Linked DNA regions of Homo sapiens: region 1 is linked to region 2. The links are chromatin loops, found by intact Hi-C in ENCODE. Cell type or tissue: heart left ventricle. All regions are shown on one strand. Links, peaks and the distances in the headings refer to the core of each region. The heading gives the core; the rest is flanking DNA. Region 1 overlaps ATP10A (ATPase phospholipid transporting 10A (putative)). Region 2 has its middle 67 kb from the start of LINC02250.

Evidence for each region. Peaks named below come from ENCODE experiments on the same cell type or tissue, not always from the same donor. Only the 100,000 strongest peaks of a DNase experiment are listed, where the experiment ranks them.
Region 1: it touches region 2 in a loop (4-fold over the local background); 5 of 110 quality-filtered maps call a loop at or near these places.

Annotation. Positions count from the first base shown.
Region 1 is chr15:25,708,256-25,713,631 of GRCh38, reverse strand. It overlaps ATP10A (ATPase phospholipid transporting 10A (putative)), which reads left to right. Exons shown (of 21, transcript NM_024490.4): 11 at 5,332-5,376. Among named protein-coding and RNA genes, the nearest start is that of LINC02250, 130 kb to the right of the region's middle. In heart left ventricle, for the core only: a CTCF peak has its summit at 3,347 (motif pointing right); a DNase peak (open chromatin) is centred at 3,331.
Region 2 is chr15:25,642,833-25,648,208 of GRCh38, reverse strand. No RefSeq gene overlaps it. Among named protein-coding and RNA genes, the nearest start is that of LINC02250, 67 kb to the right of the region's middle. RefSeq lists an enhancer at 4,382-5,325. In heart left ventricle, for the core only: no CTCF peak of the experiment used is centred there; no DNase peak of the experiment used is centred there; H3K27ac peaks cover 462 bases.

The DNA of each region.
Region 1 (5,376 bases), core at 328-5,327, 65 kb before region 2:
AGGTCCTGAGAAATATCCCCACCCAATTCCTTCTCTTGAGTAAAGTGATTTTCATTAATCCTTTTCCAACAGAAATGCCCATTGGAGAATTGCATGGTTTCTTCAGATCAGTGTTTGCCTGTTTGAAGGGTTTGGACTAGGAAGTATTCAGGGGACTTCCATGCCTGCACACCCCCACCTCCAAGAACTGGGGGGTCAGAGGATACTTGAAGAGTGTCACGTTTTAAATTTGAACAATGAAGGTTGAGAATCTAGACTAGTAGCTCTAGAAAGTTCTTCCTGCCCTGTGGACCTGGTGCAGCAGAGAGATCCAGGCCACAGTTTATGGGGCTGCCTTGGGCCACAGTGGGGGCCCAGGAAGTAAGGGATGCTGGCCTCCCCCACTGCCCTCTGTTCTGGCACTTGGGAGGGGAAGGGCCGAGCCCCCCTCATAAAGGGAACCTGGCCACCCACCTCTCCCTCTGTGCTCAGAGGACGGAGGAGTGCAGCCTCACCTCCAGGGAACTGAACTGGGTGGAGGTGAGGATGCTGCAGGAGCCTAGGGGCCCTGCTGAGGCTCTACTGCCTGCCACGGGCTTCCTATTTGCTGCACCTTGGAAGTACCTCTGGGCAGCAGCTGCTGGGAAATGCTATAAGCCGGTTGCTCCCTTCTGGAGCTCCGAGTTGGAGCTAGGGAGTACTTTACCTCCCACTGGCCTTTCTTGCCAGCATCTCAGTGCCTCAGGAGAGGACCCCTGGCACAGAAGCCCAGGACCACTCATGATGGAGAATTGGATGGGAGGAAGAGCTTCATACAGGAAATCCATGTCCCCATCACAGAGCTGTGACCTCCAAAAGGCAGCTGAGCTAAATCTGCAAATGTGTCTCTGAGAGGAGTTTGGATGACCTTCCATGATGATGACCACCGCGGGGCGAGATCTTCCCTTTCTCCCACTGCAGTGGCTCTGCCTTGGAGTCAGCAAAGAATCCAATTCATGGACACAGTTTGAGTTCTAGGAAGCTTCTTCTGAAAATCGATTCTTGTTTACATCCACACAAAAGAAAAACATAAATAGGGCAATTATCTGAGTGATTTCATTCTACAGCAAAAAAAAATCTCTCTTATTCCACAGCCTTGGGTTCAAGACAACATAAGGGGTCCTGGGCTTCAGATTTCACAGCATGACGGGTGATGTCTAAGGGGAAGGCATGGAGTGGCCCTGGCATGTGGGGGCTGCCCAGCGCTGGCAGGCGAGGCCTGTCCAGTCCTGTAGAGCAGGGAGCCCTGTGAGCTGTGCAAGGAAGGCCGCAGCACTTGCCGGGCTTGTCTTTGCTGGCAACATATTTTTTTACATGAGTAAAAACCTCAAAAGCAGAACACACACAAAAAGAACTGCTGTCACTAAGTCTCACTAATACCATCAGCCATTATTTCATAAAAGAAGGACCACATTTCACACTCCACCCCGTCCCCCCCAAAAAATTACCAAGGATAACCCAGAAAACTGGATGCCTTTCAATTGAATGAATTTAGCGTCACGACCTGCTCACTCTCCTACTCCTGCTTTTCTGGTACCTTCCCAGAGTGGATAGAGCATTATCAAGAGGCAGGGCCCCCCTGCCTGTTCACTAGCAGGTGCCGAGGGCCATGGCAAAAGGAACAGTGGTGGCCTGGCCTCCAGAGGCCCCTGAGTGAGCCAGGGATTTCCTCGTTTGTCTGCAAGTTGGGAAGGCACCTGATGCCGGTTACAAGACAATCCACAATGCTCTCCTCCGACTCAAAATCAAACTCACAGTCGGGGTAGGGGAGCCCCTGCCCAGGCCGGGGAGCCTCTCAGACCTGGCATCGTCAGCGTGGCTTTGCTCTGGGTCTCAGGAAGGGAGCTTCCCATAACCAGGTAACTGCAGATAAGAAAAAGAACCTCAAATCCATGGCATCATGGAAGGGCCAGGTAATGACATTGTCTCAACTCTCACCTTATCAAAACCATGACATTGATAGGAAAAGTTAATCAAGGGCTTGTGTTGATCTCCGCCTTCCTCTGGGAATTTCCAAGCAGTGCATGAAGTCAGCTTTGGATAGGGAAGATCTACGTGTCAACACTGGGCAGGTTAAGGTTCAGGAAGTTCAGAGACCCCAGCAGTTTCCCAAGAGAACGACTACAGGAGGGCCCTGGAGTCCCCTCGAAGTTACCCACCTGTGACCGCCTGCCCTTATGCACAGATCATTCGCCTTTTACTTGGGGAGCGGTGGAGGGGTGTGGATAGGTGCAGACTCATTGCAGAGGGCTCACTGTGCCTGGGAATCGCTCTGCCTGTGTAAATCAACTTACTACCTGTGTGTAGGTGACAAACTGAGGAGGGCACAGAGGTGTCCCACTCCAGACTTAATCTGATGCCCTCTTCAGAGGGCTCGAAACACTTTCACCAGAAGAGGCCCGAGTTGGCTGAGCAGATAGTGGATGTGACTGTATGATATCAGCAGGATGGGGCCATGGCTCACCTGCCCTGGCAGGTGTGGTGTCAGGCAACAAGCAGGGACTCCACCCCAACCCATTCTCACAGATCTCTGTTCAAATCCCAGGTCTACACTTACGGCTGGGATGACCCTGGACGAGTCACTCACTCTGTGCCTCAGTTTCCCATCTACAAAGGAAATCACAGTGCCTGCCTCTCACGGGAAGTCCCCACATGAGCCCCTAGCTCAGTGCCTGCTGTTACATTGATGTCCAGCGTCCACTCGGTACCTTTCCCAAGTCTCTGGCTCCTTCTTGTTAAGATCCACTTGCTTATGCTTTGGTGGCGTTGCTACTTGGAGTGGTCTTTAAGGTGTAAACCTCAGGCCACTCTGCCTTCTCCCAGAGCAAGGACAGAGAGATGGCCGTAGCCCACTGCCTAGCGTGGGCCTCACACATTGATACCATGCAGTAATCAGTATATGTTTTTTGCATGATGAGTACATGCATGTACAAGCAGGGACTGCACGTTAGTTTGCCATTTTAATAAGATAACTCCTTATTGGGGAAATATCGCTTGTAAAGCTTAGAAGAAATGGAAATATCACTTGGAGCAATTTTAAAGCACGTGGTAAAATCATGAAGAGAGGCTACCCTCATCCCTCTGAGGGCCTCTCTGTGGGTCTGCAAGCACCACTCGCCAGCTGTCTCCTGGTGGGAACATCAGGTGCAGCCCACTGTCAGGTGCAGCTGTCTCGGCCCTGCTGTGTCTGGGGTCAGTGGGCACTGGAGTCATCTTCGCAGACTGCACCTGGAGCTGTGCCCCTTAGCCTCCTGCTCCTGCCCCGACCCAGATGCAGCCTCAGCGTCCTGCAGCACAGAGCTCTCGACTGTCCCTGCCCAGCAGGGGGCGCCGGGCAGCACTGGTCCCACTCCCTCAGGTGGTGTCACTCCTCACCCGAGGAGCTGAGTTCCAGGCACAGAATTCCTCCTGTCACCATAGGGAGACAAGACACACAGGACTTGGGTGGCTGTGGAACATCAGAAAGAAGGGGCTAATATTGCATGACCGTTGCCTAAAATGCAGTGTGAAAATTGCCATGCCTTCAGCTCGAAATCAGCCACCCCCAGCATCACTTCAGCAAGTGGAGAAGAGCAGGGCTGACTGAATGCCTCTAGGGATCCACACTCTGTTCCCCAGTACATTCTCCTTCGGAGGTTCCCCCAGCTCCTCGGTGATGGTCTCCTTGGAGCTTGAGTTCTTCCCATCCTCTCCTACCCCCCATCAGAGTGTAGACCGATTCCAGCCTCCACAAGGGCCCCACCCTCCAAAGCCCAGCCTCGGTATTCCGCAGTGACTGCCCAGTGGTAGGTGCGGCAGGACATGTAAGGGAAAAGTCACCCAAGAACGAGGGGCAGATCTCGCCAGAAGGGGCACAGGTGTGTGTCCATGTCTGCAGGAGAGGACAACGGGCTCAGCCACTTCTGCCTGGCAGGGCCAGGTGCTCCCTGTCACTAGGCTCTGTGCAGATGGCCCTGCAAAGAAACACCCCATTGTCCACCTGAGAAGCAGACACCTGTGGGGCCGTCTCCTCGTCTGGGGCACCCAGGGTCCCGAGTGGCCCATCCTCCCTCCCTGGGCTCGGTTCATTTTGTTTTGGAGAGTGGTTAATCTCAGTGTCACACCCGGTACCACCGCACGTCCCAGTGCACGCCACATGTCACCTCTCAGGACAATGGGACAGCTTTATCAAGAGTATTTCAATTCCAAAACCCCTCAGTTAGGCACGGCTTTGCTCGAGGAACAATCTGATTCTGGGAAAAGGTTATCTGCATCTTCTAAGAGTGTTACCACGATACCAGGAATACAAAGATGAGTTTGAGCATCATCCTTTCGGGAAATGTAAATACCTAAAGCAAAGGATTCTAGGGCAACTGTTTTTCTTCCCCATTATCAACTCCATAAAGAGTCTTTTCTGACTTCTTTTTCAATTGTCCCCTCCTGGCCTTTTAATAACATAGATATGCTGTGTATCTGTTTATGTTCTATATGTGTACTTAGACTTTGTTTAGAAAAGAGTAAGATTTTTCCACCTCCAAGAACCAGTGATCACTCCCTTGAGGGCTCTGTCACCCCTGTGGAGAATGCAGCACGGTCAGGCATGTAAAAGGGTCTCTTACCGGGTCCTCTTTCAGGTGGTGGACTTAGATTAGTAGATAATCCTTCCTGGGCCACGGGCCTCATGACTGGTCAGTAGTGTTGCCAGATTTCACAAACTGTATATATAGAATGTCCAGTTAAACTTGAATTTCAGACAAACAAATCCTTTTTTAAGTAAAAGTATGTCCTATGCCATATTTAGACATCGTTTGTTGTATCTGGCAATGCTACTTGTAAGGATCCTACTCTTCTGAGGATAGAAAGTGCACTTCCCATTAAGTAAGAATTTTCATTAACAGGAAGAACGTGAGCCTCCATTTAATAGGCTGGGCAAAAGGATGCCAAATGACTTTTGATGTAGTTTTTATTTTCATGAGCTTATTTCAACAAAGGATGTTAAAAACAGCCAAACATCAGCAGGGCGCAGTGGCTCACATCTGTAATCCCAGTACTTTCGGAGGCCGAGGCGGGTGGATGATTTGAGTCCAGGAGTTCGTGACCAGCCTGGGCAACGTGGCAAAACCCTGTCTCTATAAAAAAATAAAATAAAACAGTCAAACATATTGATGAGACTCTTTTTTAAAACATAACAGCTCATTTTTGCTTTGAATTCTATATGAAAATTTGTGCTCTATTCGCAAGTAACGAACAGACGTGGGGTAAATCTCGGAGTGTCTGAAGACCATTCCACAGGCGCCAGTTCTTACCCATGTTTCTGCTTATTCTCCAACCTAGTTGACGCCAGAGGGAGGCATCAAAAAAAGATTCGGAGCAAAACTC
Region 2 (5,376 bases), core at 165-5,164:
AATGATCATGATTGAAGATTTCACACTCCGTTGTGGAAGGAATAGAATGTGTATGTGTATAGGCTACGGTAATGATTCCGTACCTGGTGTTGAATTTGTTAGAACCACTTAGAATGAGGCCTTGTGAAAATGTTATAAAGGTGACAAATTCATGGGCATTTTAAGAATTACTGAATTTTTCTGTACAGTTCCAGAATTTAAACTAAAAGAAGCAACAACAGCAACAACAACAACAAAAACCACTGTGAGAGAGCACCTATTTGGGGACAAAATAGGTTCAGAGTCAACCCATCCTTTGTGAGGGTGACATTGCCGCAGGGAACCAGGACAGGGGGGTGCTCTTCTCTTTCCCCTCTCTGTCCACAGGTCTCCTCTCACCTGGGTAATGTGAGCTTCTCTTCCGCCTTACCTGGCCCCATGCCATACCTGGAAGAGCCGTGTGTTATGTTTGTGGAGGCAGGCATTCTTTTCTTGCTCCTCTTCTCCTGCATTCTTTCCACAGCCCAACTCTTTGTTTGTTTGTTTGTTTTGAGATGGAGTTCTGCTCTTGTTGCCCTCACCGGAGTGCAGTGGCACGATCTTGGCTCACTGCAACCTCGGCCTCCTGGGTTCAAGCGATTCTCCTGCCTCAGCCCCCCGAGTAGCTGGGATTACAGGTGCCCGCCACCACGCCCAGCTAGATTTTTGTATTTTTGGTAGAGACAAGGTTTCACCATGTTGGCTGGGCACAGCCCAACTCTTGACTATCCCAGTGTCTGCTTGGCTGTCTTGCAGGACTCCAGGGTCCTGTGAGGTGCTTTGTGCAAAGGGCTTCCACAACCAAGTACGAGCAGATGCTGCTCCTGGAAATCAGCGATTCTCAATCTTGAGTGCCAGTCAGAATTACCAGGATGTTTAAAAATGCCTGTGTGCCTAGGTTCCCCACAGACAGCTGGGGCGGGCCCCAGCAAGTTGAGAATTCCTGCCCTAAATCAAGACTTCCCAATCTCGGCTCTCAGCTGGTTTCTTAGAACTAGAACAAAATATCTGCCACTACAATGGGTAATAGTCTTTTTCCTCCCTCAAATTAAGCAGAACAAAATAAAATTAGTGGATAAAATTTCCCAGATTTAAATTTTCCGCTCCTAAGTTTTCTTAAAATTAGGGAATCCAATTTTTTTATCCAGCTAAATTTAAGATTTAGGGATCTAATTCTGTTGTTACGAATTAAAATATAGCCAAAATATTATGTCTGATTTAGACCATATTGTACATTTAAATTTTAAAAAACTTAATTGTGGTAAAAAAGAAAACACAAAATATGCCATCTCAACCAATCTTTAAGTGTATAGTTTAGTAATGTTAACTATATTCACATTGTTGTATAACAGATCTCTGGAACCTTTTTATTTTGCAAAACCAAAACTATAGCTGTTGAACAACACCCCATTTTTCCCTTCTCCCAGTGCCTGACAACCACCATTCGACTTTCTGTCTCTATGAGTTAGACTACTTTTTAATCTTTTTAAAAATTTTTATTTTTAGAGATGGGGTCTCACTATGTTAACCAGGCTGGTCTCAAACTTCTGGCTTCAAGTGATCCTCCTGCCTCGGCATCCCAAAGTGCTGGGATTATAGGCATGAGCCACCGTGCCTGGCCCAATTAGACTAATTTGGATAACTCACGTAAGTGGAATCACACAATATTTGTCTTTTTCTGTTACTTACTTATTTCACTTAATATAATGTCTTTAAAGTGTATCCATGTTGTAGCATGCGACAGGATTTCCTTCTTTTTACAGGCTGAATAAATATTCTGTTTATGGCTAGACCACATCTTGTTGATCCACTTATTCTTCCGTAGACACTTGGGTTGCTTCTACCTCTTTATTATTACACCTAATGCTGCAGTGAACAAGGGTATGCAAATATCTCTTCCAGATCCTGCTCTCATTTCCTTTGGATATATACCCAGAAGTGGCATTGCTGGATCATATAGTAAATCTATTCATAATTTTTTGAGGAACCTCCATACTATTTTCCATAGTGGCGGCAGCATTGTACACGACCACCAACAGTATACAAGTGTTCTAATTTCTTCACATCCTCACCAATATGTTTTCCACTTTTTTGATACTGTCCATTCTAACGACTGAGAGGTAATATCTCATTGTGGTTTAGGTTTGCATTTCCTTTTGGTGATCACTGATGTTGAGCACGTTTTCATATACCTGTCGGCCATTTGTATGTCTTCTTTGGAGAAATGCCTGTTCAAGTCCTTTGGCCATCTTTTAATCAGATTATTTTTTTGTTGTTGTTCTGAAAAACATTTCCAGGAATGGAGATTCTATCAGCAAAGTCCAACTGCAACCTTCTGACTCCCTCATCACAGGAACATCTGCTCGTACTTGGTTGTGGAAGCCCTTTGCACAAAGCACCTCACAGGACCCTGGAATCCCGCAAGACAGCCAAGCAGACACTGGGATAGTCAAGAGTTGGGCTGTGCCTGGCCAACATGGTGAAACCTTGTCTCCACTAAAAATACAAAAAATTAGCTGTGCGTGGTGGTGGACGCCTGTAATCCCAGCTACTTGGGGGGCTGAGGCAGGAGAATCGCTTGAACCCAGGAGGCTGAGGTTGCAGTGAGCCAAGATCCCGCCACTGCACTCCAGCCTGGGCAACAAGACCGAAACTCCATCTCAAAACACAAGCGCATATGCACACACATGTGTGCACACACACAGATACACATAAACACACATACATGCACATGGACACATAAGCGCACACACACATGTGCATACCACACGTTTGCCAGCTTGTTCCAGTGTTAAGTCATTATCTTAGTCCATTTGCTATAACAAAATACCATAAACTCAGTGGCTTATAAAGAGCAGAAATGTATTTCTCACCATTCTGAATGTTGGGAAGTCCAAGATCAAGGCACAGCAGGTTTGCTGTCTGGTGAGGGCCCATCGTCTGGTCCATAGACAGCACTTTCTCACTGGGTCCTCACATAGGGGAAGGGACTAGCCAGCTCTCTGTACTCCTGCTGCCTTTTTGTTTGACTCTAAGTGGAAAGCCCAGAAGACATCCCAAAGGATCCAATGTGTCCTCAGTGTGCTGCCTGCACAGTTGTGCATATACAGACTGCCTTCTTCAGGGATGCAGAGGACCGGCCTCACCTCCATGCCCAGCGGCTCTATTGGGCCCAGTCTGTGTATCAAACCAAAGCTCAAGAAATGCTTGCTGGTGATGATGACATCAGGAAAGCAAATGGGCTGTTTTCTGGTTTTTTCCAAATGAGCTGCCATTTTAATCAGGGCCTCACTATTTTCCAAGTTTAGAATTTTTCTAAAAGGAGTTTTATCCTCAACATGGAAACTCAGAAATTTGGGGCTTTTGAATTAAAAAGAAAAAAAATCAAGAAACAAAGGATAATTTTTTTTGCAATAGATCATCCAGACACTGTTACATTTTCACTATGGTATACCAGAAAAGAAGGTTTTTTTTTTAAGTTAAAATAAACTCACCACAGCCTTATAATCTATTTATAAGGTCCTCCCAGTCTGCCTGATTGTCTCTTGCCACTATTATAAAGTCATCTTTGGTCCCAGTTTGTATAATACAGAGAATTGCTCACCTGCAGTCATTTAGTTCTGAACATTGTCCCCTCGGTGTGAGGGGGCTTTTATGAAACTAAGGCTCATGCAGACTGAATGCAGTCTTGCAATGGGGCACAGGATTTAAATAGAACACGGGACTGAGTGAGGGCGGCAGGGCGGGGCTTTCCTTTGTTCCAGGAGCTGAGCGGGGAATGAGAAGCCCCCTCCTGCCCTGAAGCCCTTGCGGCAGGCTCTCTCCCTCTCCGCCCAGTCCCTGGGCTTCCTTTTCTTCTCCCTCCTGCCCAGTGTGGTCAGGCCATTCCTGGTGTGATTTCCAAGGACTTCAAGGGCAGCCCTGGCCCGTTTCCGCAGTAACACAGACTGTCCTTGGGAGAAGAGGAATGGCCTGTCCCCATGATCTCTGCAGCCCTCCCTTCAGTGCCCGGAGCCAGGCGCCTAAGCCCAATGCTGCCGAGTTTCCTCCACATCACATGTGGTCTCAACTTCCTGGGCTCCTGGGCCTGGTGATTATTAAGGAGCTGAGTCACTGGGGCTCTTGTGGTCAGTGTCTCCATCACTGATCACTGGCCTTCCCATGATGTTTCCATTCATATTTTCTTTCTTCTTTGTCTCCCAGGAGTCCTAGCTTCTTCTGAGATTTCATGGAAAGGGTTATATTGACAATTTGCATTTAGAAATATGATTTTTCTCCTCTTTAGAATAGTTTCTTTCTTTCTTTCTTTCTCTTTCTTTCTTTTTTCTTCCTTTCTTTTTCTTTCTTCTTTTTTCCTCTTTCTTTCTTTCTTTTTCCTCTTTCTTTCTTTTTCTTTCTTTCTCTTTCCTTCTTTCTTCCTTTTTTTATTTTTCTTTTTTGAGACAGAGTCTCACTCTGTCACCCAGGCTGGAGTGCAGTGGCATGATCTTAGCTCACTGCAATCTCTGCCTCCCTGGCTGAAGCAATTCTCCTGCCTCAACGGCCCTCCCCATCATCCCGCCCCCAAATAGCTGGGACTACAGGTGAGTTCCACCATGCCTGTCTAATTTTTGTATTTTGGGTAAAGACGGGGTTTCACCATGTTGCCCAGAGTGGAAGAATAGTGTTTTCCATTGTCTTCACAAAAATAACATCTGTGAGGTTTAAAAAAAAAAAACGCAGGGGCTTTTATGCCTATTTCATAGTCAGGGGAACCTAAAACCAGCTAGAAGGCAAAATGCTCAAGTCCACACAATGGAACAAAGGGGGTCTTGGCTCTTTCCCCTAAACCAGGAATTCCCAACTGTGAGTTGCCGACCCCAGGAAGCCACAGAGTTGCAAAGTGGCTTCAAATTAGTTAGTGCACCAGGCCCTCTGCAGATGGAAGGGAGGGTTAGTGCACCAGGCCATCTGCAGAGGGCCATTTCATTAACATAAGGTGAATTCATTCTGAATAGTAGCTTTGTACGTTGTCTATTTTCTCAATTGGCAGATACTAAAAGAACACTCCTCGGCTAGGGCATGTCCACATGCTTATTTTTCCTCTCATTCCAAAGGGCTCCTCATGAGGGGCTGCGAATTCCAGGAAAGGGCCAGAGGCCTAGCATCACCATTTCGCAGAGTGTGGTGTGCACCCAGCCGCTGACGCACGGGACAATTTTAGGGACTCCATGGGCAACATCTTTTATTTAAGTGTGTAGCTTCTATTTTTTGATAGCAAGTATTGATTGTTCTGTTTTTTAAAAAGAAGACCCCGTGTGTGTTGTTCTCCCCATGTGTCCTGAACTTAACATAAAAATTGAAGAAAAAAAAGAATAT